Linked DNA regions of Homo sapiens: all the other regions are linked to region 1. The links are chromatin contacts, found by Hi-C or POLR2A ChIA-PET in ENCODE. All regions are on one chromosome and are shown on one strand. The core of a region is the stretch at or near the end of the contact, and the rest is flanking DNA. Distances in the headings are between cores, read along the strand shown.

Region 1 (6,464 bases), core at 1,859-4,358:
CCTGCAATCCACTCTCCCACTTTTGCCAGAGCCATCTTTCTAAAGGGAAACCCTGATGCCTCTTCTTTGCTCAAGAATGTTTCATGGCTCTCCACTGTCTAAAGATAAGGTCCAAAGTCCTTCAGCAAGATGTTTAAGGAGCTTGTGACATGGCCTCAAGCTGCCTCTTCCAGTCCCTCACATTCCCTAGGCTCCAGACCATGTTCCCTGAATAAAGTCTTCAAGTTCCAGGATCTTGGCCTTTAATACCATGGGTACCTGCATCCTCTCCAGCCCACGACTAAGCACATTCCCAATGCCCCAATCCTACCTATTTTTCAAGGTACACAGGCCAATCCCTCCAGGAAGTTTTCCAAGGTACCCCAACTTAAAAGTAACTTAATTCTCCTGAAACTCCATAGCATTTTACCTCTATCCAGACATACGTCTCTCTTGAACCTACGACTTCCCAGAGGAATTTACTGGGCCATCCGTAGATGTCAGCTGTACACGTTTATATGTATCTCTAGACTGTTAGCTTCCAGAGAGCAATAACGGTCTTACTCACTGCTGTAAACCCAGGTAGACCAGCAATACTGTTATCCATACAAGTATGGTTTCATATTTTGTTTCTGTCCTCCTGATCTCTCAAGCCACCACCTAACTCAGAAAAGAAAGGAAAAATAAAGGAATGTCCAGTCATCAATCAGAAAATCAGCGTCTGTCTGCCCCCGCAGTTTACTGTCAACTTCTAGCAGGCCGCCACTGTATCTCTCACCGTGGAAATCCCAGGGTTTAACACAGTGTCTGACACTGCGCGTGTGTTCCACAATGAAAGAGAGAGGGGGGCTTGCCCAAGGTCACCCAGAGTCAGGAACCACTGAATCTCATCCGGGACGAGATCTGGCGAAATCATTGACAACGTTATCTCAGTGGGGAGCTGGGAGGCCGGAAGGAATGAAGTGTCTGAGAACCGTGCGCCAGGCCTCCGGGACGCGGGAAGGGCTGAGGGGGCGGGAGGCCACATCAAACAAGACGCTGGGCTCCCGGGCTGCCCGGAGCCGCGAGCCGAGCTCCCAGGCGGCGGGAAGGGCGGAGGGGGGGTGGGGGCACGGGGGCCGGCGACCCGGGCAGGCGGGAGGGAGGCGGAGGAGGCGGCCGGCCGGCCCAGGCAGTGCGCGCCGCCCGCCCGGCTCGGCAAATCCCCCAGGGAGGCCGCCGCCAGAGCCCTGGCGCTCCCGGCCCGGCGCCCGCCACGTGGCACCCGGCGGCGGCGGCGGCGACTCCTCCCGGCGCGCGGCCCGGCCAGCAGGCAGCACGCAGCCGCCCGCGCCGCCCGCCTCCTCCCGGGCGCCCGCCGGCGGCCTCCCGGGCGTAGTGAGGGGGAGCGGCCCGGCCGCCCGGGACCCGGGGAAGGGGCGGGCGGCGCGAAGCCGCTTTAACCGCAGTCGCCGAGCGGAGGCAGGAGGCTGACCCGGCCGCTTCCTAAGTGCGGTCAGGCATCCCGTGACCGCGGCGGGCGCCCAGGGCCCCGCGGGGAGAGGGCGGGGGCGAGGAGCAAACTTGGAGGCCCCCACCTCGCCCCCGGGCTGTTGCGAATGCGGCTTTCGGCCGAGTGAAAACCCCAAGCCCGAAAGTGAGGGTGGGGAGGCGGGGGTTGGAAGAATTCCCCACTCTCCACCCCGGGTGTGCGCTCCCCGCCGGGAAGAGCTGACCTTGGCCTGGGGAGGCGGGGGTGGGGAGAGAGGGTAAGCGCCGGGGCTCGGCTCCCAGCCCGCCGCCCCCTCGGATTCCTGGCCCGGCGGGGCCGGAGGAGGGGGCCCCGGACACACACACACACACACCCCCCACACGCAGCGCGCGCCAATGAGCCCGGGCCAGGCGCAGGGGGCGGGGTTTTCCCAGGCTCGAGCACAGCAGCTGCTATTTACCTTCTTGGCTTCTCCCGGGGACCAGGAACCGGCCCCCGCTCTCCGCCGCCCGTCGCCGCCCCCCGCCTCCCTGCCCCCGGGGCGCGCGCACACACACTCACTCACACACGCACGCACACACACATCCTCCCGGCCCGGCCGCAGCCGCGGCGGCAATAAAACATCCTGGCACGTGCTCCGGCTCCAGGCGCGCCCACGCCGGCCGGCTGATGTCAAACTGCAGCTCGGCTGGTGTAGCTCTTAAAGGGCCCGCGGGCGCCGGGGGCCGAGGCCGCCCGCGGGGCGAGGAGGGAGAGGCTGCTTCCTTGCCCGCCACCTCAACGCGCCGCAGAACCTAAAGCCTACGGATGAAAAGGGAAAGGGTGGTGAAGGAGGGCGCGAGTCCCTGAGTCATTGCCCTCGGAGCCCCCCTTGTTCATTTTTTCATTTGAAATACCGTTTCCTTCCACCCAGTTGGAAATTATTCTGATTGTTTCCTGGGGAAGCCCGGGGTCTAAGGCCCCAAATCCAAACGAGGAATTTCTGAAAGACGGGGTGGGGGTGGGATTCAAGAACTACCTTGCTCCGAAAAACCTGCATTTGTGAGGTAGAAGGCAATTTTTCCTTTTTCTGCATGGAAACAGGAAAATTTTTTTGGCCCTTTTCCTTTACCATCTACTTTCACCCTCCTGAATGTAAAGTCTGAGCGGGAACTTTAGATGTGTCGGTAACTCACATTCTTACACCCGTCCCCCCCTCCCCCCGCCCCCTTTTAACCACTGCTGTTTTTTTCTTTATTGTTTATACCTTTAAAAAAAATATGTTTCAAATGAACTTACTACAGTCAAAGCAGCTCTGTTACATATGAGAGAGGGCATAAAGAGCAAAGACCCTGGCTCCAAAAGAAATAGACAAGATCAAGACCAAAGCGGAAAGAAAAAAAAAATCTCTAAACCAAAGCCCAGAGGGAGAGTAGCAAAGGGTTAAAATCCTTTTGATTGACGTTGTAGCCTCCGGTGCCCTGGGCTCAGGCGCGCGCCATTGGCCGCCAGACCTTGTGCCTGGCGGCCAATGGGGGGGCGCGGTCCACGAGCGGTGCCGCGTGTCTCCTCCTCCCATTGGCTGAAAGTTACTGTGGGAAAGAAAGTTTGGGAAGTTTCACACGAGCCGTTCGCGTGCAGTCCCAGATATATATAGAGGCCGCCAGGGCCTAGGGATCACACAGGATCCGGAGCTGGTGCTGATAACAGCGGAATCCCCCGTCTACCTCTCTCCTTGGTCCTGGAACAGCGCTACTGATCACCAAGTAGCCACAAAATATAATAAACCCTCAGCACTTGCTCAGTAGTTTTGTGAAAGTCTCAAGTAAAAGAGACACAAACAAAAAATTCTTTTTCGTGAAGAACTCCAAAAATAAAATTCTCTAGAGATAAAAAAAAAAAAAAAAGGAAAATGCCAGCTGATATAATGGAGAAAAATTCCTCGTCCCCGGTGGCTGCTACCCCAGCCAGTGTCAACACGACACCGGATAAACCAAAGACAGCATCTGAGCACAGAAAGGTAAGGGCGGTACCTGTATCTCTTTGCAGCCCCTCAAAATTAAGTAGGGGTTGGGGGGCTTCTTTCTGTCTTGAAACCCCGGGATGGCAGATTCCATGGGAACACAGAACTCTTTTTTTTATTTGCAGTCATCAAAGCCTATTATGGAGAAAAGACGAAGAGCAAGAATAAATGAAAGTCTGAGCCAGCTGAAAACACTGATTTTGGATGCTCTGAAGAAAGATGTAAGTGGGGAAATGCTGCTCGCTCTTTTAATTAAAAAACAAACACTTTCTCAGCTACTAAGAGTGAAACCCCCCGCCCTGCGGGGTCTGGCACTCGCTGGTACTGCGTTCTCCCAGGCGGGAGGGCCCGGCCTTATTCGCTGGGGTCCAGAGATAATGCTTGCGCTCCGTGGCCGGGAGGAGGGACCCCCAGCACTCTGAAGCAGCTGACACGGGGCTCACTTTCCTTTCTTGCCTACTCTATGCAGAGCTCGCGGCATTCCAAGCTGGAGAAGGCGGACATTCTGGAAATGACAGTGAAGCACCTCCGGAACCTGCAGCGGGCGCAGATGACGGGTGAGGGCGGCTCGCCGCGTCCCCCTGTGCGGGCGTCCCGCTCGCCTCGCGGTGATTTCTTCCAGACTTCCGCCCGTGGTTGTGAGAGGCATTCAGCTACATTTTACTGCCTTGGCTCACTCTTGCGTTCCCACGGTCTGGGGCTTATTTATAGCCACAACTCCAAGTTGTTACTGTTCCGGAAAGGGAGGGAAAGAGGTTGCAGCCGCGAGGGTGGCGGGCGCCGGGTAGGGGCGAAAGGACTTAGGACTGTGGCGGTTTGGAACTGCGTGGAGCCTGGGGGTCACTGGTTTAGCACTCCTTCCCGTTGCAGAAGGGGAAATGAGGCTTGGATGATGGATTGGGAGGCATTGTCCAAGGTCACATCGCGCGCGGGGGTGGGGGTGACAGATCTGGGGCTGAGATAGGTTTAAATGCAGCTACAGGGAATCGGGAAGGAGTGGCTCGGCTTTTGGCAGCAACGCTAGTGTGGAGAGGTGGCTGGTTTTTTCTAAACCCATCTCACCCTCCCTGCCGGAGGCAGTTTCACGGGCGCATGGTCAGGGAGGCGCGCCACAGGGACCTCCCAGGGCGGAGGCAGTGGCCACGGGGCCAGGGCCGTTCGGTGACCCGTCTGTCTCTTTCTGGCCCGCAGCTGCGCTGAGCACAGACCCAAGTGTGCTGGGGAAGTACCGAGCCGGCTTCAGCGAGTGCATGAACGAGGTGACCCGCTTCCTGTCCACGTGCGAGGGCGTTAATACCGAGGTGCGCACTCGGCTGCTCGGCCACCTGGCCAACTGCATGACCCAGATCAATGCCATGACCTACCCCGGGCAGCCGCACCCCGCCTTGCAGGCGCCGCCACCGCCCCCACCGGGACCCGGCGGCCCCCAGCACGCGCCGTTCGCGCCGCCGCCGCCACTCGTGCCCATCCCCGGGGGCGCGGCGCCCCCTCCCGGCGGCGCCCCCTGCAAGCTGGGCAGCCAGGCTGGAGAGGCGGCTAAGGTGTTTGGAGGCTTCCAGGTGGTACCGGCTCCCGATGGCCAGTTTGCTTTCCTCATTCCCAACGGGGCCTTCGCGCACAGCGGCCCTGTCATCCCCGTCTACACCAGCAACAGCGGCACCTCCGTGGGCCCCAACGCAGTGTCACCTTCCAGCGGCCCCTCGCTTACGGCGGACTCCATGTGGAGGCCGTGGCGGAACTGAGGGGGCTCAGGCCACCCCTCCTCCTAAACTCCCCAACCCACCTCTCTTCCCTCCGGACTCTAAACAGGAACTTGAATACTGGGAGAGAAGAGGACTTTTTTGATTAAGTGGTTACTTTGTGTTTTTTTAATTTCTAAGAAGTTACTTTTTGTAGAGAGAGCTGTATTAAGTGACTGACCATGCACTATATTTGTATATATTTTATATGTTCATATTGGATTGCGCCTTTGTATTATAAAAGCTCAGATGACATTTCGTTTTTTACACGAGATTTCTTTTTTATGTGATGCCAAAGATGTTTGAAAATGCTCTTAAAATATCTTCCTTTGGGGAAGTTTATTTGAGAAAATATAATAAAAGAAAAAAGTAAAGGCTTTTATGTCTTCGAACTGATTCTTCCAGAATATGTAAAAAGGCTTTTGGTGGAATTTGAATTACATGTAATTGGTAATTCAGGAATTGACTCTTTTGTTATTAAAAGAACATTTGTAAAAATCCATCAAACTTTTCACCAATCCTCCATGAACTAAAAAGACTAAATTCCATTTACTTTACAAGCAGCCATCTGGTAAGGCTTCCCTGATAAACTTGTGGTCAGTCTCTTAAAGGATTTCCAAAAAAAATGTTTTTAAGTTGCAGTCGGGTAAGTCTGCAGCCCTTGTTCTTCTAGCTCCTCCTGAGGAAGATTGAACAGGACTAAATTCACGAAGCTAATGGATCCAATCCTATTGCCCATTGCACGTTAAGGGTGGTTCCTGCAGCTCTCCTCTCAGGGTAGCTCACCAGCATCCAAAGCAAAAACACTTCCAACTGCTGCGCCTCCTTCAAGACTTGGGGTCTTCATTAATTAGCCAATCCTTTGGTTCAAATAAGACGTTCCCTAGCACCCAAAAGTTTCCTCTCCGCACCCTCTTAAAGCAAGCTGAAAAGGTCAACAGATTCCTTCTGCCAAGGGACAGTTAGTTAGACTCCCAAGTGGAGGCCGAGCCCAGATGATTAACACCAGACATGTGTTTTTGATAAGTTTCTGTGCTTGGCTCTAATAGAGAAAGCATGTGGGGGCTGTGCTGGCAGGCACACAGGCCATCTTCCCCTTTTAATACAAACAGCAAGCGACCCCTTCGCTTGGTCATGCCCCATTTCCAGGCAAGATGTGGGCTCCAGATAGAAGCAAAAGGGTTGTCTCGGGTTTCAGCTCACATAACCCTCCTTAACAAGTCCTAACTCAAAGCGGACAGCTTTAAACTGTGCCAGGATCTGCAGGGAATTT
Region 2 (6,464 bases), core at 2,443-4,942, 980 kb after region 1:
AGGCAGCTGAAGCATGCACTATTTGCCACAAACGGAGTCGGGCTATCTAAAACAGGTTGTTTACGTGGACTTGATGGGCCTATAAGACTCAGCGACAGGGAGAAGCAGCTGGATTGGGGTGTGTTGAGCTTTCCTGTCACCCAAGGCAGAGGGGCGCTGTGTTCTGGTAGGTGACATGCACTATGAGATCTCAAGAGCAAGAGAAAGAAGGCATGCCACCACGAGCGGTGGAATCTGCACCATGCTGGATCTACTGACACATCTAAAACATTCTCAACTGCAGCAACATTTCTGGGCAAGTAAGTTCTAAGCGTGTCTGTTTCCCCTCACAAATTCTAACCAGAATGCTTTAAGCCAATGCTTCTCCAATTTTAATGTTTCTGTGAATTATCTGGGGATCTCGTTAAAATGTAGATTCTGAGTCAGTAGGTCTGGGGTGGGGTCTGAGATTCTGTTTCTGGTCCATGAACTACACTTTGAGTAGTGAGACTTGAAGCTTCAGAAACATCAGTCAAGATCCAAACTATTTACAGGTGCACTGCCAAGTGCACATCAGCAAGAAGGGAGGGAACTTGGCCCAGGAAACACAAGAGAGAGACAGTAGAACCAATCCACAGGACAACTTATCAGCTCTCACCGGCTTGCAACTCTATTTCCTGCTCTCTCCCTCACCCTTACCCTGGGACGCTTGGGAGAATAAGATTTAATTTCCCATTTCTGGGGACTCTAAAAACTGTGCAGAAGGGAAAGGGAAGGTAAGTCATTGAGGGCTGACCATCTCCAGGACCAGGTAAAGGCTGAGACGGAAACACACTTGCTTGCCTGCCTGACCCAGAAAGCCTTGTTCTCCTTTCTGGAACCTCGGGAGCAAAACAGGCAAAGGTCCCACAGGTGATTGGGGGAAGAGCAATCCAGATGGCAGATAATCCTATACAATAATGCTCAGGCACACCAGGGGTCAGAGAAATGAAACAAAGTAACAATGAAGTGTTACTGCCCACCCATCAGCCCAGCCAGCACAAACAAGGAAATCACAACTGATGCTACGGGGATGTGGAAACAGGTGCCTTCATGTACTATTAATGGAAGTGAGAATTGCTGTAGTTTATTGGGAAAACAATCTGGAAACATCCTATATATATATAGTGTATACACACACACACACACACACACACACACATCCCCTTCAGCTCAGCACTCCTACTCTTGGGAATCTATGCCTGGGAAATAAAAGCACTAGCTCGGAAGGACACATACACACACGCGTCCATATGTACAAATGAGAATGTTTGTGGAAGCATTATTTATAAGTGAAAAAACTAGAGATAAAATGAATGCCATCAAAGTAAGAATGTTGAATCAGATGTGGGCCATCCATCCTATGGACTACATTAGCAGAATGAAATAAGAGAGGCATACCAGTGAACTTGAGGGATTTTTCTATGAAGTACTGATGAGCAAGAAAAGCAACATGCAGTAAATTTGATTCATATGATCTCATTTTTATAAAACAATTTTTAAAAACTTGTACATGTATCTATGTGTTGATGTGTGTCATAAGTGTCTATGACTTTTATAAGCACAGATAAACATATGGGAGGATTCCAAGTTATTAAATGAGTTATTTGGTGTGGAGTAGGGGTCGGGGTAGCGTGGAAACAAAGGGAAAAACTCCATGCACCCCCCTCTCTCACGCACACATGCATGCACACATCCAGGGAAACAATAAGAATGAGGGGTCCCTGGCCCTCTTTCCCTCTGTGGTGCCTGCCCGGAGCTCAGCTCTTGTGGGTAGCTGTCACTACAGGACACTGTGGAGGGGACTAATTACATGCCAATAAGTGTAAAGGTCAGTGGCCATCTCAGTGCCACTCAGCACTGGAGTTCCCATTCCTGGGCCCCTGGGCCACAGCCTCCCCGTCGGAATAACACTTGGAAATTTCCAGGAAGAAGAAATTCACTCTGCTCAGGGCAGCATGTTCTACTTTTTGAAAATGACTTTTTAGTGAGTTCTTTCTCACATGATGCTGAATTTCACCCCTTAACGCTTCTGCTCTCTGCTCCACGTCCTGCCCCCTAGAGCCACAAGGAACAAGTACATTTCCTGTCCCATATGAAGACAGAGATAATGCCCCCCTGGGCTTTCTCTTATCTTAACTAAACATCCCCAGTCCTGCCACCGGTGCTGAGCACTCATCTAAGGCATTTCCTGATGGCAGGTCAGGTTCTTACTCCTCCAGTGAGACACAGGGATTTTGATAAGATGCAGGCGAAGACCCCAAATCTCCAAGCCTTCCCAAGGAACAAGTCAGCACTACCCCTATCAGAAAAACTCTGAAGGAGATACAGAGCAGGGTGGGGAGGAAGGCAGTTCCAAAGGTCCTTCTAATTTCCTTAGGAGCCCCATGGCCCGTGGCCACCACTAGCGTGACTACACAATGACTGCCTCCCAGCTTCCACACCGGGCTCCCAGTGCATGTCACCGAGCTTGCCTGGCCATGACTCATGCAGGAAAGGCTGCACAGGTGACGCCAGGTGTGGACATGGCAGAAGGAACGGAAGATGAGGTTAGGCTTGGCTTCCTTGCAATCACCTTCTGAAGGGCTGTGGGCTGCAGCAGGGGCACTGGGCATTCCAAGCTGGGGGAGAATGCAGCCTTCACAGACTTGCCACAGGCACCTATGCCCCAGGGGCATACACAAGGGACTGCAAAGGGAGAAATGAACCATGGTGAGTTAAATCTCATTAATGCAAAACCTACCAACCCAGAATTAGAGAGACCTGGGCCTGGAGTTGACAGCGCCAATCCCAGAAACAGCTTTCACGGGTAAAGATACGAGTACACAATGTTTCAGAATTCCCGAAGGAGGTGACGTAGTAAACTTTCGAAACGTAGTTCCCTGAAGGAGGAATCTTCAGTGGGGTTCTAAGAGCACTGCGTTCCTCTGGGGCTCTGTCATTAGCTGTACATCAGCAGGCAGGTCACCTCTCTGCTTTGAGCCTCAGTTTTGTCTTTGAAAAAATGGAAATAAGCCCAGGCGCGGTGGCTCATGCCTGTAATCCCGGCACTCTGGGAAGCCAGGGCGGGTGGATCACGAGGTCAGGAGTTTAAGACCAGCCTGGCCAGCATGGTGAAACCCTGTCTCTACTAAAAATACAAAAAAAAAAAAATTAGCTGGGTGTGGTGGCACGCGCCTGTAATCCCAGCTACTCGGGAGGCTAGGGCAGGAGAATCACTTGAACCTGGGAGGTGGAGGTTGCAGTGAGCCGAGATTGCGCCATTGCACTCCAGCCTGGGAGACACAGCGAGACTCCATCTCAAACAAAAAAAAAAAAAAAAAAGGAAATAACATATATAGTGAAGCTGATATAAAAATCCAATAAGGGAAATCACATAAAATGACTATGTGACCTTAGATTGCTGTATAAATATGACTTTATTGGTCCTGCTGAGGACAGGCGATGAAGGGTATCCAGTAAGGGACCTGGGTAGCTGCTATGAAATGAGTGACTGGGTGATAACATGAGCCACTTTTCCCAACAAGAAGACAGAAAGAATGGATCAGAAACCAGGAGAGGATTCCAAGTGAATCAAGTGTAAACACACTCCTAGCCCGGGCCCCGCACAGAGTATATGGCCTGACAATGAAGCGATGGCTGGAGCTACATTCCACGACAATGAGCTGGATGCCCCCAGATGAGAGGAGGCCTCCGAGGGCTGTTTCGTCCTCACTCCGCAGAACAATGCTGAGTCTCCCGAATGCCTCTTTTGTTCCATACGGCACAAACATCACAAACATCTTTTAACCACCCTGTGTTTTCCTAGCTGTTTGTTCTTTTCTCAAAGGTCCTAAGATCACAGAATCATCTCCAAGAACAATAGCTGGGGAGCCTGTTCTGCAGTTGAAACAACAAGGTCAAGGGGTTTGTGGCTGAAGCAGGGAAGGCAGGGGGAGGTCAGGGGCTGGGCGGGGCGGGGGGAGCAGCCTGTCCCTGCATTCCCTTGGGATGGGAAGTTCCCACTGGGCCCGCAGGATTCCTGCTCGTGACTGGGGTACCGGCTGCCTGTCTCTAGGATCAGATTCCACTCAAAACTCACATGCTGTCTCTTTTCTCTCTGAAAACAAAAAGCTTAGATTTCTCCTCTGTCTTCAGCCTAAGGCCTCTATCCAGGTTCCACGGACAAGATGATCTACTCAAAGGAGGGCAGAGCCTGGGCGTCCAGCAAAGGCCTCACCCCCACCCACTCTGACACAGTAGCTGCCCCATCCTCCTGGGGGTGCCCCTCCCAACCCCACCACTGCCCTCTGCTGCTCAGATGCCCCCCCCGCCCCAGCCCCCATGGCCACAGAGAAGGAAAGCCTGGTAAAGAGCTTCAGGCTGGGCATGGAATCCTGGCTCCACCACATCCTGGCTCTGAGGCTGGCCTTGAACCATGTGTAAACCATCTGTGCCTCAGTTTTCTCATCTGGAAAATGGGAGTAATATTCATATTGACCTTACAGCATTGCCGTGAGGATTCAGTGACACTCCATATAAAGCAAGCATTGAGCACAGTGCCTGGCACAGGGTGCACCCCAATAACATTAACTAACATTATTATTCCTGTTCAGCTGTAGCAACAGAAACACCCCTGTATTCCCATGACTATCGTTAGCATTGCTATTATCCCTGCAGTGTTCTCCTCGGATGGCTCCATGAAAAGTGCTTAGTAACTCTGAGAGTGAAACCCATTTCATTCAGGATTCAGAGTCAGGATTTCCCTTCTCCGTGGCTCCGTCACTGAGCACCGACTCTGCGGGGTCCCGGAGGGGAAGACAAGGCAAGCTCACGGCACCTGAGAAGCTGGAAGAGCACGGAGAGGGTGTGCGGCCTGGCTGGCACAGCTCCTGCATGTCAGGCCAGCCCCCGCCCTGTTCCCAGACAGTCAGGGTTCCTAGGGCTTACTCCCCCAAACCCTCACCTGCAAATCAGGCTCGTGGTGTTCCCCTACCTCCCTGGGGCTCACAGGCAGGAGAGTGTGAGGGTGTGTGACGTGTGTTGGAGCTAAGATTATATAGCTGGGTGGCCTGTGGGCCACACCTAGCCTGCTGCTGCCTCCTCCGTGAGCACCCCCATGCTCCCAGGGCCCAAACACCCGGGAACCACAGCACACCGGCCATGCCCTTGGAAATGCTGCATCTACCAAAGCCTCCCTGAGCTGCAGGAAGGCCTTGGCCGCCCAGCCATTGAGAGGTCTATCTTTTCACCCGAGGATGTGATCTGCCCTCTACTCAGGCTACACCTACCGAGGCCTTCCAGGTAGAAATTCAGCCAAGGCCTGCCCCAGCGTGTGATTCAAAGGACAAGATGGTGATGAGAGACGGGGTTCCCTCTTGTACAGAAAGCCTTGGGTTGGTGCACGCAGGATGGATGGAGACTGACGCCCACCACCCGCATCTCTGCTCCTTTAACTCCTTTTGGCCTTCATACCCTCCAGGATGACCTCCCAAGACAGGGTTCCTCTAGATATTTTGCTCCCCTGCTGAATTCAGAGCCTCTGAAGGCTCCTCTTTGCTGCCTAGCCCCAAATGACGTTCTCATCTTTTCTGCCCCTACGCCCCACTCTAAAACCTTCCTCAGTCACACTGAGCATTCCCTCATCCCCAAACCTCCTCTGTGCTTTCTAACCACTTGGGTTTGGAGCTAGCAGACATGCTGGTCCTATTCTGGAGAATGGCACCCAAAACAAGAAAGGCTGAGGGCCTCGTGCTGAGACTCTACAGGAGAACACTCGCCAGGTCGGGGACTCAGGCAGCTTTATTCCAGCATTCTAGCCCTACCATCAACTGGCCCTGTGACCTGGGCAAGTGGCTACCCCTCTCTAGGCCTCAGGATCCCCATCTATAATACTGGGTGCTGACCAAGTCATCTCTAAAGGCATCGTCTAGCACTGGGCCTCCAAGAGAAAGCCCAGCCTGGACCCTACATTGTCATCCTCCATTCCTCTTGTCTTAGTTCAAGCTATTATAACAAAGTACCACAGACTGGGTGCCCATAAACCACAGAAGTCAAGTTCTTACAGTTCTAGAGGCTGGGAAGTCCAAGACCAACGTGCCCACTGATTCTGTGTCTGGTGAGGACTCACTGCCCAGTTCACAGATGGCTGCCTTTCCCCAGTCTCCTCATATGGTGAAGGGGTGACAGAGCTCTTCAGGGTCTCTTTCATCAGGACACTCATCCCATTCATGATGACCTAATCACTCTCCAAAGGCCCCACCTCCTGATACCATCACACTGGGGGTTAGGATTTCAACACATGAATTTTGGGGGGATACAATTATTCAGTCCATTGCACCCCTCAGTAGTCTAAAAGGGCTGAGGTTAAAAACGCAGATGGGAAAAGTAAGGCTCTGATATCTCCCCATCCTCCAGACGAAGGTGGAACACCAGCTCAGTGTCTAGCTGGAATGTAGTACTGAGTA
Region 3 (6,464 bases), core at 1,100-3,599, 630 kb after region 1:
CCATTGCACTCCAGCTTGGGCAACAAGAGCGAAACTCCATCTCAAACAAACAAACAAACAAAACAACAACAACAACAAAGACAAACCACAAAACAAAACAAAAAAACCCTACATATTGGGTACAGTGTACACTACTCAGGTGATGGGTGCACTAAAATCTCAGCCTTCACCATTATACAATTCATCCATGGAACCAAAAACCACTTGTACCCCTAAAGCTATTGAAATAAAAAAAATAAAATTGATGCATAATAGGTATACATATTTTTGGGATACCTTTGATAATTTGGTATGTTGACATAGTGTGTAAACATCAAATCCGGGTGATTCAGATATCCACCACCTTAAATATTTGCCTTTTCTTTATGCTATAATCATTCAAATTATTCCTATCTAACTGTTTTGGAATGTACAATAGATTATTGTAAACTATAGTCATCCTGCTGATCTATCCAACACTAGGTCTTATTTCTTCGATCTAATTGTATATTTGACCGGTTAATCAACCTCTCTCCGTCCTCTCAGGGCTTTCTTTAAACATAGATCAAAGAAAAAAAATTTGAATTGGGGGCTAACCCCTCTGTTTTTCTACGAAACCAGAAACCTTACGCTGTCTTCACACTTTCGCAACTTCCTTTTATTGGCATAATTTGAGCAAGTGTGTGTGTGAATGTGACTCTTGCCAGTTAGTTTTGCACCACTGGAGAGATGTGAAAGTATTTGCTCTTGCTGAGATGCAACGAGGGGTCGGGTCAGTGCTAACTTGACTACTCATTTCTATTTGACCTTGCAGAGAAGGTTCTTTCAAGAGCACTTAAAAACAATAGCCTTGCTGGGACAAAGTGAAAAACACTGTGAGAGCCTAGAATGTGTACACTGGAGAAAGACACAACAGGACACGAGAGCTGTCCCAGATATCCGAAGGGGGCTACCTGGGGAAGGAAGCAGATTCATTCTGTGCAGCCCAAAGAGGTGGAACTGGGCTGGGAGGGAGGATGTGGGTCTAAGCAAAGTGCCCCACGGACGCCGCTGTCTAAGAGCAGTGCTGTTAGCTCCCCATGGGTGGGGTTGTTGCAGCCGAGGCTGGGGGGCTAGTTGGCAGCCATGCTGCAGGAGGGGACACCAGCCTTGGGGGAGAGCCGTCTGTTAGCTCCTCACTTCTCGGGTCTTGCCCAACCCTGCCTTCATAAACACTAGAAGAATCCTCCTTGTGAGTGGGATGATATGCCCAGGAATGTTGTGGTAGGGCTAGGAGAGGACAGGGAGAGTCAGCTGCCTTGCCAAGAGCCCAGGACGGGAGGTCCTGGGCCAGGTGGATAGCACCTCCCTCAGCCTCAGAACTCAGAGGCTGGCTCAGAGCCAACACCATTCTGCCCAGTTGTCAATGAAGACTTTCACTCTTAAGAGGGTGAAGGGCAAAACCTAAAGGATTTTTCCAACAGTTGTACTCTGATTGCGGAAACCAAAGGAAAGAGTCATGGGTTCTGACGAAAGGTTAGAAAAGCTTTTGGGAGGAGAAGGCATTGAACCTTGATGAGTGGGAAGTTTAACTTCTGGGAAAGTTAAACTGAAATTCATCTGAGCCGCATTATGCTCTTGGCTGTCCTTCCTTTTACCCTATTCAAACCAATGTAGTCAGCTTACCTCCCGTCTTGGGCAGGGCCTGGGGTGGGAGTAGAGCTGGGGTGAGGTGGGACCACAGTGAATCAGACCCAGCCCCTGCCCACCAGGACCTGTAGTCTGGTCACTGATAATCCAGTAGAAGGCAGTAAATTGTGAGTGCCATAGAAAAGGTACCTTGTGGGGGGCTCGCAGGACAGACCATCACACCTGGCTGGGGATCAGGAATGCTTCATGGGGCAGTTCCTCTTTGAGATGTGTGCTGAGGGATGGGCAGGGCTTTTGAGTGAAGGAAGGAGGGTAGATGTGAGTCTCTATTATAATTCTCCGGCAAAAATATTCTGGTTTCTCTCTCTTAGTGGGTAGATTGGTAGGAAGATAAGGTTGGTTTTGGTAGGCTTTTTCTCTTTCAGGTATCCGATACCCACTCCTCACCTTAAAAGATATCTGTGTCTGTTAACTGTCCTTCTTAGGTCCAGAATCAAACTCATCTGTCAATGGGCTCCATGGATAGGGACCAGCAGGGGAGTTAATGGCCCTGGAGACAGAAGGGGCAGGAGGTCAGGAGTCAGGGCTTCGGGAGCAGCCAAGGGGCATTGGGAGGAAAGAGACTGCAGAGAGACTGAAAGGTAACTCATTACGTGACAAAGACTTACTGTTATTACTGATAATTTGCAGCAGGCACTGTGTTGGGAACTGGGTATCCTAAGATGAGGATAGCAGGGCGTCTGCCCCAGGGACCCCCCGCACGGAGGTGGCTGTGTCGGCAACAGTGGTGTCACAGTAGGTAAGTGCAGCGAGCAAAACAGGCCACAGAAGTGCGCACTGGTCCACGGTGACCCCAAGGAGGACATGATCCCCCTTGTCTGGGAGGTAAGGACAGCAGGCAGCCCACCTGCAGCTGGGAGTGGTGATGGGAGAAGCTGCCGGGCTGGCTTCTTGCAGGTCGGCTCTTAGAGTTGGGCCTTTTTGGCCAATTAAATGGTCTCACCTCTCCCTTAAATTCAAGAACTTTCTCCATGAATTCTCAGTCCTGTGCTCACCCAGCCTCTGCTGCCTCTTTTGCTGTTGGGTGGCTGTGGTCGCCACAGGTTCTGCTGCATTTTAGAGACCGAGTCAGCCTTCTGGACTTCCCACCTGCTGGGTAAAACTCAAGTAACATGTGAGAGCCGCGCTCCTCAGGCCCCACCCCCTGTGGGTGATTGATTTCTAAGTAGGGGAAGCCCGCCCTCCTCAGGTCCCACCCCTTGTAGATGATTGATTTCTAAAGTAACAAGTGAGAGCCAAGCTCCTCAGGCCCCACCCCTTCTGGATGATTGATTTCTAAGCAGGGGAAGCCCGCTCTCCTCAGGCCCCACCCCTTGTAGATGATTGATTTCTAAAGTAACAAGTGAGAGTTGCGCTCCTCAGGCCCCACCCCTTGTAGATGATGGATTTCTAAGCAGGGGAAGCGCGGCCGCCCCGGGTTAGACACGCGTCTGTTTGCTTGCAGATGTGCACACACTGTCTCCGGCTTCTTCTGTGGCTTGGTAGAAGCCCCAGCTTTTTAACTTATTAAGCACAGCTCTTCCCTCTGTAGGACTGCAGGCAGGACAGTCCTCTTCCCGGGCTCACCGCAACATTCAGTAGCTGCTTTGAAGGAACAGAATAAGGTTGCCACATGCCAGTCTGTCCTCCGATCACTTCAGGGTTCCACTCACCGTGGGTTCAAGGCTTCTTTGATTCTTTGTTTCCTTTAGTTTTCATTCTCTCCTCTTCAGAACAAGAGTAGATGGTTCGGTGTATGCAAATATCACAGTTCCAGGTAACTTGAAGGAGCAGTTTGGATTTAGGTATTCATTCTTACTTTTATAGGACTGTAGATATCTCTTTATGCAAATAAGACTTACTATTGTATTATAAGAGCAATAACCATGCACTGCTTCAAATGACATCATTTACATTTTTATTTTTGCAATAAGAATATATTTAGGCAACAGAATCAATGCTGCTTTTTGAGAGGTATTTTCTAATTTCTAATGTTGATGGGTTCAAAGACTTGCTATGAGTACATGGGTCACAGACACCACCTCATGCAAAGCAGAAAGGAAATAAATCAAGGAATGAGAACGAGAGCCAACACCATTCTTTCTTTCTTTTTTTTTTTTTTTGAGACAGAGTCTTACTCTGTTGCCCAGGCTGGAGTGAAGTGGTGCAATCTTGGCTCACTGCAACCTCTGCCTCCCGGGTTCACACCATTCTCCTGCCTCAGCCTCCCGAGTAGCTGGGACTACAGGCGCGTGCTACCATGCCCAGCTAATTTTTTGTATTATTAGTAGAGACAGGGTTTCATCATGTTGGCCAGGATGGTCTCGATCTCCTGACCTTGTGACCTCCTGACCTCGTGATCTGCCTGCCTCGGCCTCCCAAAGTGCTGGGATTACAGGCATGAGCCACCGCGCCTGGCCGCGCCAACACCATTCTGCCCAGTTGTCAATTAAGACTTTCACTCTTAAGCAGAGTGAAGGGTAAAACCTAAAGGATTTTTCTCACAGTTGTACTCTGATTGTTTGTGGAAACCAAAGGAAAGAGTCATTGGTTCTGATGAAAGGTTAGAAAAGCTTTTGGGAGGAGATGGCATTGAACCCTGATGAGTGGGTCATTTGGGTAAACTAAAAAGTGGTGGTGGGGAAAGGAGGAGGGACGTAAAGGGGGAGCAGACCCCTTGGCCCACTGCCCGTGTCCCCTTGGCTTTTCACTGGTGCAAGCTGAACTTGCATGCCGAAGAGTCCATGTCCCTCCCGCCCAGCAGAAACCCACACCTGTGACTGATGGGAGTGGTGGACAAATACCCACAACTTCCTCTCTCTACTCTTGGCTGAGGACAATTCTGAAGTGAGCCCTACACTGTCTCCCAGGTAGGATCAACTGTTAGTTGCTACAATGGGAACCTGCTGAAAAAAGTACCCTTTATTGACTTCTTTTTGTTCCCCACTATCCTGCTGGTTTTTTCTGTCCCAAATATACTTGCACTTGAATCCTTGTCTAAGGGTCTGAGAATCCAACCTAAGATAAAAGATGTTTCAGTAGCTGGAACAAAACATGTAAATGGAATGGGTTGGGTGTATTTGAAAGGCATGAATGCTCCAAGGGGGCTAGTGGCTTGGAAGTTTAGAAGGAGATGAGACTAGAATGATAGGAGTCATGATGTGAAGTATCTGAATCCTGAACAAAATAATCTAACTTTTTTGTAGACAATGGGAAACCATGGGGCTGATGAGGGTGGTGAAAACTTTCTCCAAGGTCTGCAAGCATCCGCTTCTCTGGCTCAGGCTCATGGGGCTATTTGCTTCTCTTTCAGCCCCTCCATTCTGAATCACTTACTTGTTAGGGATTCTGCAGGATGCACCTATGGTCCACCAAGTTGGTGTCTGCTTTTGAGGAGAACACTGAATTTCTTCTGGAGCTTCTTGAGCTTCTTTGTGGAAAGAGCTAGGGTTTTTGGAAAAGGCCAGACTTTTGGAACAGTATAGGCTATTTTGGCATTAATTGGATTCTTCCTCATAGGCAGAAGAAGGTGAGTGGCTGGAACTAGTCATTCTAGTTCTTACAATCTCAGGAGGAATGTTTGATGCAAAGGAGTCAGACAGCTGTAAGAAGAGCTCAGCTCACTGAGTTTGGCATTCCTGGGGGCAAATAGGAAAAGACTTCCAGCCAGTGTTAGGGAGTCAGATGGCAGTTGCTGGTGACATTAGAGCTGTTCACCAGGGCTTCGCAGGAGGGAAAGCTGTCCATCAAACAACACCCTATCTACTGAGGGCCTCCTGGGCTTTGGAGAATGCCCCTCAGCCCTGGTGATTATCTGAGACAGTGGGGGGTGTCCAGGAAGTTTGCAATAAGGAGGCGCAAGAGGCTGTTCTTGTTCATCCAAAAGAAGTGGAAAGGAGACAGGGAAGTATGTCTGCTTTGTGGGGAAGGCCCTGGTGCTGGCTAACAGTAAGCAATGTGGTCTTGTAATGCTAGTGGGCAAAAAGCAAAGGGATGTCAGCAATCCAGCCTGTGTTTGTTGAATGCATTTGAGTCAGGTCCTAGGCTGGGCATTGAGCGAGGGAGTCAGGAGAAGGAGCAAGATAAGCCCAAGGAATTCATGGTCAGGGGTCATCAAGAAGGTATACGCACATCTAACTGTAATTCCAGATGCAGTCTGACCTGAGCCATGAAGAAGTGCAGAGTCCCCAAGAGGCCAGAGAGCTCACGTCTGGTTAGAGTCGGGGTGTTTGATGGGAAGATGAAAGGAGGAGCTGGCATCTGAGGTGAGCCTTGTGGGATGTGCAGGGTTTGGATATATGGAGAAGGGCGTCGGGAGATGGGGAGTTTTATTCCCAGGGACATTATTGGGAGGGACTGAAGAATCACTCTGGGTCCAGCTCCTGGGAAGGGGTTCTTGGCTCACTGCCTGCCCTAAGGCCACCTTTCCCCTGTGTAAGTTCCCCCTCTAGTCTTTTAGTCCTGGCACTTGGGTCCAGGAGCAGGAGTCCTGGCTCATCTTAGCATTTAGGGAGGCCACATCCCCTCTCTGGGGCACTGTTCCACCACTTAGAACACAAGGAAGTTGGGCTGGTCAAAGAGTATCTGTGTTAGGGAAGGGCTGTCTAGTTACATCCTCCACCTACCCTCGGTGAGAGGCACCGCTGGGCTTAGCCTGGTTTCTGACAGGAGCAGGGATGTCCCATCCCTCAAGGGTGTTCAGGTGTGTGTGGTAGGAAATTCACTGGAATGGCATTCTCTCACATTTTAGAATTCTTTCAGAGTAACACTTACCCCATACATCTACTTCCCCCTCCCACACTTACCACCCCCAATGA
Region 4 (6,464 bases), core at 1,332-3,831, 550 kb after region 1:
GCTGGGGCCTGAGGAGGAGGGGTTCACTTCCTCCTCCCACCCCCTGGGAGCGGCCCTGCGCTGTCACTGACATCTCATTAAAAAAAAAAAAAAATTTGCTCTCAAGGTGTTTGAGGCTTTAATGCAACCCTTTAGCCCTTGGTTCTTTTTGGTGCAAGAATTCTGGCTGTTTACCTCAGACTCAGACCCCTGAAATGTTGCCAAATTCTTCAAATAACTGTTTGGGGGGTGGGGGGAGATGAAAGAGAGTCGCGTTTTGTTTACAGTTAAAGACATCCAATATCTTAAAAAGGAGTTTTCCTTTAGAAACACACACACCCTTCCTCTTGCTCAAAAGATCTCACTCCATGATACTGTGTAAAATATTTTTGCACTGTTGTGAAGTATTTTTGACTTTTTTCTGTACATAACTGTGTTCTCAGAGCTGAATGTTTATATCTTTTGCTGTGCAAAAGAAACATGTAAAATGTTGTTCAGTTGTATATACAGAAATGTGTATAAAACATTTTGTTATTTTTTAAAAGTAGCACTGTTCTGGTTCTGTTTGCACGCCAGTGGGGAGAGAATAAAGAGGAAAATTTAACAGAACAGGTGAGCGTCTGGAACTGCTGCGTTGGGGTGGGAGAGGCTGTGTCTGACCCTGGGATGGTGTCATAAGACAGTCTTTGGCCTTTCCTGTGCTTGGAGAGAATTAGGGAAGGAAGGTCCACTTTATGCGCCATCTGGGGCCTTCCTGGACCTCCACAACTCTGGGTGCTGTGTCTGGGACCAGCCTTTTCTTGTATTATCCTGTATTTTTCAGTAATTAAGTTGTGTGATCTTTTTCTGGTCTTTTGGAGAGGCCACGGTGAGTTCCATATCGCACTCCCAGACCTGTGAGGTTATTTATGGAGGAGTGACTTCCAGATCTGCTGAGATTTTACTACCTCCTTCTGTGGGCCATGCTAATAATCAAGCGTAAGGAGACTACCTTATCTTTTCCTTTACAAACAGCTCAGGGAGCTTTAAAGATGAACTAGAAACCCAAAGAGGAGTTCTCTGAGGAGTGGGGCCATCTCTGTTTTTCCTGGGAGGAAAACCAAGGAGAGAAAAGTTGACAAGTTCCGATCCTGGTGTGAGTGAGTCACGGTGCAGGTGGGTGGGTGGCTGGGCAGGCTGCAGAGCCCATTTCCTTCCCTTCTACAACCCAGTGTGACCCAGTTGGGGGATGGCGCGAAGGTCGAGGGGGAGAGGAGCTGTTAGAGCGCGGTATGGGTGTGCATGTTTCAGCGCTTTCATGCTTTCTGTGTGTTTGTTTCTGTTGTAAACTCCAAACAGATGTCTCTAGTTTGGCTACACCCGATCAGCTGGAAGTTGTAATAAGATGCTGCCAAAACTGTGCCTTCTGCAAATTATATTTTCCTTTTGCCCCTTGAGGCCTCTCTTCCTGTGTTGCAGAAATGGATCTCACTCCTGGCCTTCCCTGGTGTCCTGAGGCCACTTTGCTTTGTTTTCATCATAAATATGTTCTGAGCAGCTAGACCCAGAAATCCTAAGGAGTCTGGAATTCACTGGAACCATAGAGGAAAGAGGGGTGAAAGATTTTCTTCCTAATTAACAGGAATGGTTCAGGCATAGAACTATCTTTAAAAAAGAAAAGCAAAGGGGGCGAGTGGAAAATATGTGTGTGTGTGTGTGTGTGTGTGTGTGTGTGTATATATATATATATTTTTTTTTTTTTTTTGAGACGGAGTTTCACTCTTGTCACCCAGGCTGGAGTGCAATGGTGCAATCTCAGCTCACCGCAACCTCCACCTCCCGGGTTCAAGCGATTCTCCTGCCTCAGCCTCCCAAGTAGCTGGGATTACAGGCATGCGCCACCACGCCGGGCTAATTTTGTATTTTTAGTAGAGATGGGGTTTCTCCATGTTGGTCAGGCTGGTTTCAAACTCCCGACCTCAGGTGATCTGCCCACCTTAGCCTACCAAAGTGCTGGCATTACAGGCGTGAGCCACTGTACCCAGCTGAGTGGAAAACATTTAAAAAAAATTCAGTCTTAAGGGCCTTAGGACGTCCAGGCCTTTGAATCTATTATATTTTGGCTTGGTTGTGCGTCCCGATCCCTCTCCCTGAATACCTCAGATACACATCATTGAATGACATTAAAAACCCCAGCTAGAGAGAGGTCAGGAAAGTCCAGTCTCAGCCCAGCCACCCATCCCAGCCCTTCCACACCAGTGTGCTCACCTGATAAGCAGACGGCTGTGTGGGCCATCACTAGCCTGCGTGACTAGATTTCACATTTGAAATTATTCCCATGCATAGCCAAGTTCCTCTGCTGTTTGAAACTGATGAAGAGATGAGACAGAGTGAAGATAATATGGCTAATACTTGGGAGACAGGGCAGGGTCTGTGTGTCTTCATTCTTATCTAGTTTAAGTGTCCTGTGAGAATGCCAATGTTGGCTTTCATCTGTGACTGACAGGCATGTGGTGGTTGGTCCAAAAGTTCAGGCAAATAGTGTTGAAACCAACACCATCAATAAATATAAAGCAGCCATCTCTTTAAAGTCTGATATTTCCTCTCATGTGATTTATAAATAGGAAGGGGGGCTTGAAGGTTGAGGAGGAGGAAGAAGAAAATAAGCAGGCTGGAAAGAGCCAGCTCCCTTCCTCCTCCGTCTGTGCCCTCCCCATCTCTCCTTCCTCCCCTCTGCTTTTTGGCATCGATCCCCACTGCACCTCAGAGCTCTGACTGATGTAATTCTAGAAGAGATGTGAAGGTGACACGTGATTCACCTCTTCTGACTTCTCAGTCTTCCAGGGATGATATCACTAGAGTAAGAAGAGATGTTTTGAATGAAAATAAAAGAAAGACCCTAAAACTACTTTGCTCCTGGAGCTCAGAGGGAAAAGAATGGAGCGACAAAAGCAAAGCTAAGTCATTAGATAAAATACACCTTCCAGAAAACACCTGAAGTCTGGTTTACTCATCAAATTTAGCTTTTCTTTCCTGCAAAGTGAGGCTCATGTTTCTCCATGACTTAACCTGATGGTACTTTAAATGCACTGAGACACTTTCCACGTTCTTTCCCAGCCTAGGTAATCCTCCGTGTTCAACAATGCAGCATCGACTGCATGAAAAACAGGGTGACTCCCGGCGGCACGCGGTCCTCCAGGGGTGGCAGCGTGAGTCTGGGAGGAGGCATTCATCGACTCCTCACAGCACAAACATCCCATGTTCACTTCTACCATTTGTCGCATATGTAAGCAGGAAGGTGGGAGGAATAAAATGGCATAAAATAAACAATAGTATTTCATACCCTCCCAACTATGACAGCTTCAGAGAACCCCCTCCACACACACGTGTGTGGACACACATGGTTTCCCTAAAGAAACACCTCTCACTGCCCCACAGTCAGCAGAACAGATTTTAACCAAATTAGAAAGGCTCTGTTATACTAAGAAAGCACAATTCCCTCCCAGGGGACAGAGCTGTTTTTGAGGGTTCTGCTTGTGAGTAGAGAGAGAACTGGTTGGAAGAATCTACCCCTGGCACCATACTGGAGATTTAAAAATCTCATTGTAGTTGCCAAGGATCACGAGAAACATAGAAATTCTATTAGGAGCAAGTTGCCGTCTTTTTAAACAGGATTTAGTAATTTAATAAGCAGAACTCTTTCCTCTGTGTGGTATGCATCAGTAGTCCCAGCATCTGCTGCTAAGTGATGCATGACAGAGCTAGAAATGTGCACGGACTGCTGGGGTAGGAGCCATGACTGACACATGGGGAACTACTCAGGGCTCCAGGCAGCCAGGAGGGTGCTAGGCCCAGGGCGCTCTGCACTCTCTGCTCCAGGCTTGTTGCACATGTCCACTGTCTTAGTCCGTTTCGTGTTGCTATAAAGAATACCTGAGGCTGGGTAATTTATTTATATTTATTGATTTATTTATTTTGAGACAGAGTTTCACTCTTGTTGCCCAGGCTAGAGTGCAATAGCATGACCTTGGCTCACCACAACCTCCATCTCCCGGGTTCAAGCGATTCTCCTGCCTCAGCCTCCCGAGTAGCTGGGAATATAGGTGCCCTCCACCTCACCCGGCTAATTTTGTGCTTTTTTTTTTTTTTAGTAGAAACAGGGTTTCACCATGTTGGTCAGGCTGGTCTTGAGCTCCTGACCTCAAGTGATCCACCCGCCTTGGCCTCCCGAAGTGCTGGGATTACAGGCATGAGCCACCATGCCTGGCAAGGCTGGGTAATTTATAAAGGAAAGAGGTTTATTTGGCTCAAGGTTCTGCAGGCTGTACAAGAAGTGTGGTGCCAGCTTCTGCTCTGGTGAGGCCTCAGGCTGCTTGCACTCATGGCGGGAGGTGAACTGGAGCAGGAATCAAATGGCAAGAGGAAGGAAGCAAGAGATAGGGAGAAGGGCAGTGCCAGGCTCTTTTGGACAACCTGCTCTCGAGTGAGAGAGAAATCACTCATTGCCTCCGTCTCCCCACAGGGAGAGCATTAACCTATTCATAAGGGATCCACCTCCATGACCCAAATACCTCCCATTAGGCCCCACCTCCAACACTGGGATCAAATTTCAAGAAGAGATTTGGGGGAACAAATATCCAAACTACAGCGGCCACACCTGGATCTGGCTTGACCAGTAGCCGGGGCCGTTTCTGTTCCTTCTGGCTCACCCCTGTTCGTAGGCCCAGTGTCCCCTAGACCAAACCCCCACTGCTTGCTCTAAAGCTCTTGTGACCCAGTTTGAGCGCCTTGACTAACCATCGTCTTGGTGGTTTGAATGGTGAGAAGATGGCCCTGGAACTTGGCACTCCTTCCTTCCTCTTTCTTGAGCTGCTCAGTGGTACCAGAAAAGGACCTTGTTTCTAACCCTCCATGGGGAGTGACATTTCTGAAGGCCTCCTCTTCTCCCCTCCTCTTCATCTCTACCCCTTCCTCCTTCTCCAGTTCACACCTCATTCCCCTATGGCACAGCTCCCCATCTGAATTTCTCCTTTCCACAAACCTAGCTGATATCTTATATTGCCTGAAAGAAAAGATAGCCCAGGCTTTAAAGGAAAAGCAAACCAAGCACAGAGGCATCAGCCAGCACCAATCCTGCAACTCCAGGGCATGCTAAGGGACCAAGACCCACGGGTCCAAACTCCTAGACTGATGCGCTTTTAATAGGCCTCCAGTTATTTTATTTTATTTTTTTGAGACAGAGTCTTTCTCTGTCACCCAGGCTAGAGTGCAGTGGTATGATCTTCACTCACTGCAGCCTCTGCCTCTGGGGTTCAAGTGATTCTCCTGCGTCAGCCTCCAAGTAGCTGGGATTAGAGGCGTACACCACCACGCCCAGCTATGTTTTTAAATTTTTAGTAGAGGCGAGGTTTCGCTATGTTGGCCAGGCTGGTCTCGAACTCCTGACCCCAAGCGACCCGCCGGCCTTGGCCTCCTAAAGTACTAGGATTACAGGCGTGAGCCACTGCACCCAGCCTAGGCCTCCAGTTTTTCTGGCATATAAATAAATTGTTCCCTTTGGGATGGCAGAAACTGGCATTTGGATTTCCCCTTACTTTCCCCCTTATTTGTACTCCCACATTTCATACATGGTAGCTGCTTGATGAGAACTATTTCTGACATTGTTCAGCAACCCCCCCCCCACCCCCTACTCCCCAGACCAAGTGTGAATGAATATGTACTAGATGCATGACGCTGGAGGTAAAGAGGCCGGGGGTCTGTCTTCCTGGGGAGAATGCTGCCGGTGGGTGGGGTGCAGCCCCCAGGGGAACTTCGTCTTCTTTTGCTCCCACCCTTGGTATCTGGTGTGGTGAGACCCCATCCTAGAAGAGTGGATCTAGTTTGTGGGTGGAGAAGCTCTTGCCATTGTATCATGGATATGAATCATTTGTGTCCTTCCTGGTTGGCTGAATTCTTCAAGGACAGGCATATGTCTTAGGCAGCTCTGATTTACCTCACTTAACATGGGGTCTGGCACCTAGTAGGTACTCAGGAAATGCAAAGGAAGGAGTAAAGGAGTGATTCCACTCCAGGAGAGAACAGGTCTAATCAAGTTCAAGGTCATTGTCCAGAAGTAGGAACCAAGGTTTCAAGGATATATGTTTGGTGAGGAGGGAAAATTGGAAATCATTCAATTCCTCACCTCTCCATGAGGTATATTTAATTCCCAAGAATTTCCTTGGAATGTCCCTGACCTTCTAGGGAGGGGTGGTTCTGGTTTGGAGAAGGATGGTTTATTTGGAATCGGCTTTGAACGGAATTGGAGTCTTATCCCTGCTCATCCCAGCCCCAAATTAACTGCCCAAACCTCCCTAAATTGTGCCAAATGAAGACTCAAACAATGTGATGGTGTGGCAGAAAGCCAGGGAGACACGGGTCCAGGCCTGGAGAGCCCTGGACTTCCTCAGTGTGTGAGTCAATCAAGTCACTTCCCCTCTCCAGCCCCAGGATCATCCCAGGTAAAGTGG

The links. A loop is a pair of places that touch in the nucleus more often than their neighbours do. ChIA-PET counts read pairs that join two places held with the same protein, here RNA polymerase II (POLR2A). Pooled maps may share reads with other maps.
Region 2: a loop to region 1 is called in a map with no recorded cell type, with 4 times the contacts of the local background. The contact joins the enhancer-like site here to the promoter of HES1 in region 1. A Hi-C loop is called at or near these places in 8 of 37 single-sample maps with no recorded cell type and 4 of 50 pooled maps.
Region 3: a map of naive thymus-derived CD4-positive, alpha-beta T cell shows a loop between it and region 1 (5-fold over the local background). The contact joins the promoter of LINC01972 here to the promoter of HES1 in region 1. A Hi-C loop is called at or near these places in 1 of 168 maps with a recorded cell type or tissue (naive thymus-derived CD4-positive, alpha-beta T cell) and 8 of 50 pooled maps. POLR2A ChIA-PET finds 5 or more read pairs at or near these places in 1 of 52 experiments (BJ).
Region 4: a map of naive thymus-derived CD4-positive, alpha-beta T cell shows a loop between it and region 1 (8-fold over the local background). The contact joins the enhancer-like site here to the promoter of HES1 in region 1. A Hi-C loop is called at or near these places in 1 of 168 maps with a recorded cell type or tissue (naive thymus-derived CD4-positive, alpha-beta T cell), 3 of 37 single-sample maps with no recorded cell type and 9 of 50 pooled maps.

What each region holds. Positions count from the first base shown.
Region 1 is chr3:194,133,040-194,139,503 of GRCh38, forward strand. HES1 (hes family bHLH transcription factor 1) reads left to right here and starts at 3,109. Exons shown (of 4, transcript NM_005524.4): 1 at 3,109-3,449; 2 at 3,578-3,673; 3 at 3,922-4,009; 4 at 4,644-5,693. The coding sequence starts at 3,342. The coding sequence ends at 5,194. RefSeq lists silencers at 1,187-1,466, 1,537-2,076, 4,803-5,002 and enhancers at 3,067-4,266, 3,076-3,235, 5,033-5,222.
Region 2 is chr3:195,115,964-195,122,427 of GRCh38, forward strand. All of the region lies in intron 3 of XXYLT1 (xyloside xylosyltransferase 1), which reads right to left. Among named protein-coding and RNA genes, the nearest start is that of MIR3137, 15 kb to the right of the region's middle. RefSeq lists enhancers at 1,338-1,880, 1,881-2,421, 2,155-2,214. Within about 2 kb of position 3,693, at least 8 of the 41 ENCODE cell types and tissues checked have a DNase peak (open chromatin) inside an H3K27ac peak, as active enhancers do.
Region 3 is chr3:194,766,360-194,772,823 of GRCh38, forward strand. LINC01972 (long intergenic non-protein coding RNA 1972) reads right to left here and starts at 2,350. Exons shown (of 3, transcript NR_146990.1): 1 at 2,277-2,350; 2 at 2,056-2,158. All of the region lies in intron 3 of LINC01968 (long intergenic non-protein coding RNA 1968), which reads left to right. LOC105374292 (a long non-coding RNA gene) reads left to right here. Exons shown (of 6, transcript XR_001741084.2): 3 at 5,797-5,912. RefSeq lists enhancers at 2,841-3,135, 3,251-3,350 and a silencer at 2,981-3,080.
Region 4 is chr3:194,688,450-194,694,913 of GRCh38, forward strand. It overlaps FAM43A (family with sequence similarity 43 member A), which reads left to right. Exons shown (of 1, transcript NM_153690.5): 1 at 1-588. Among named protein-coding and RNA genes, the nearest start is that of FAM43A, 5.8 kb to the left of the region's middle. RefSeq lists an enhancer at 1,131-1,250. Within about 2 kb of position 2,582, at least 8 of the 41 ENCODE cell types and tissues checked have a DNase peak (open chromatin) inside an H3K27ac peak, as active enhancers do.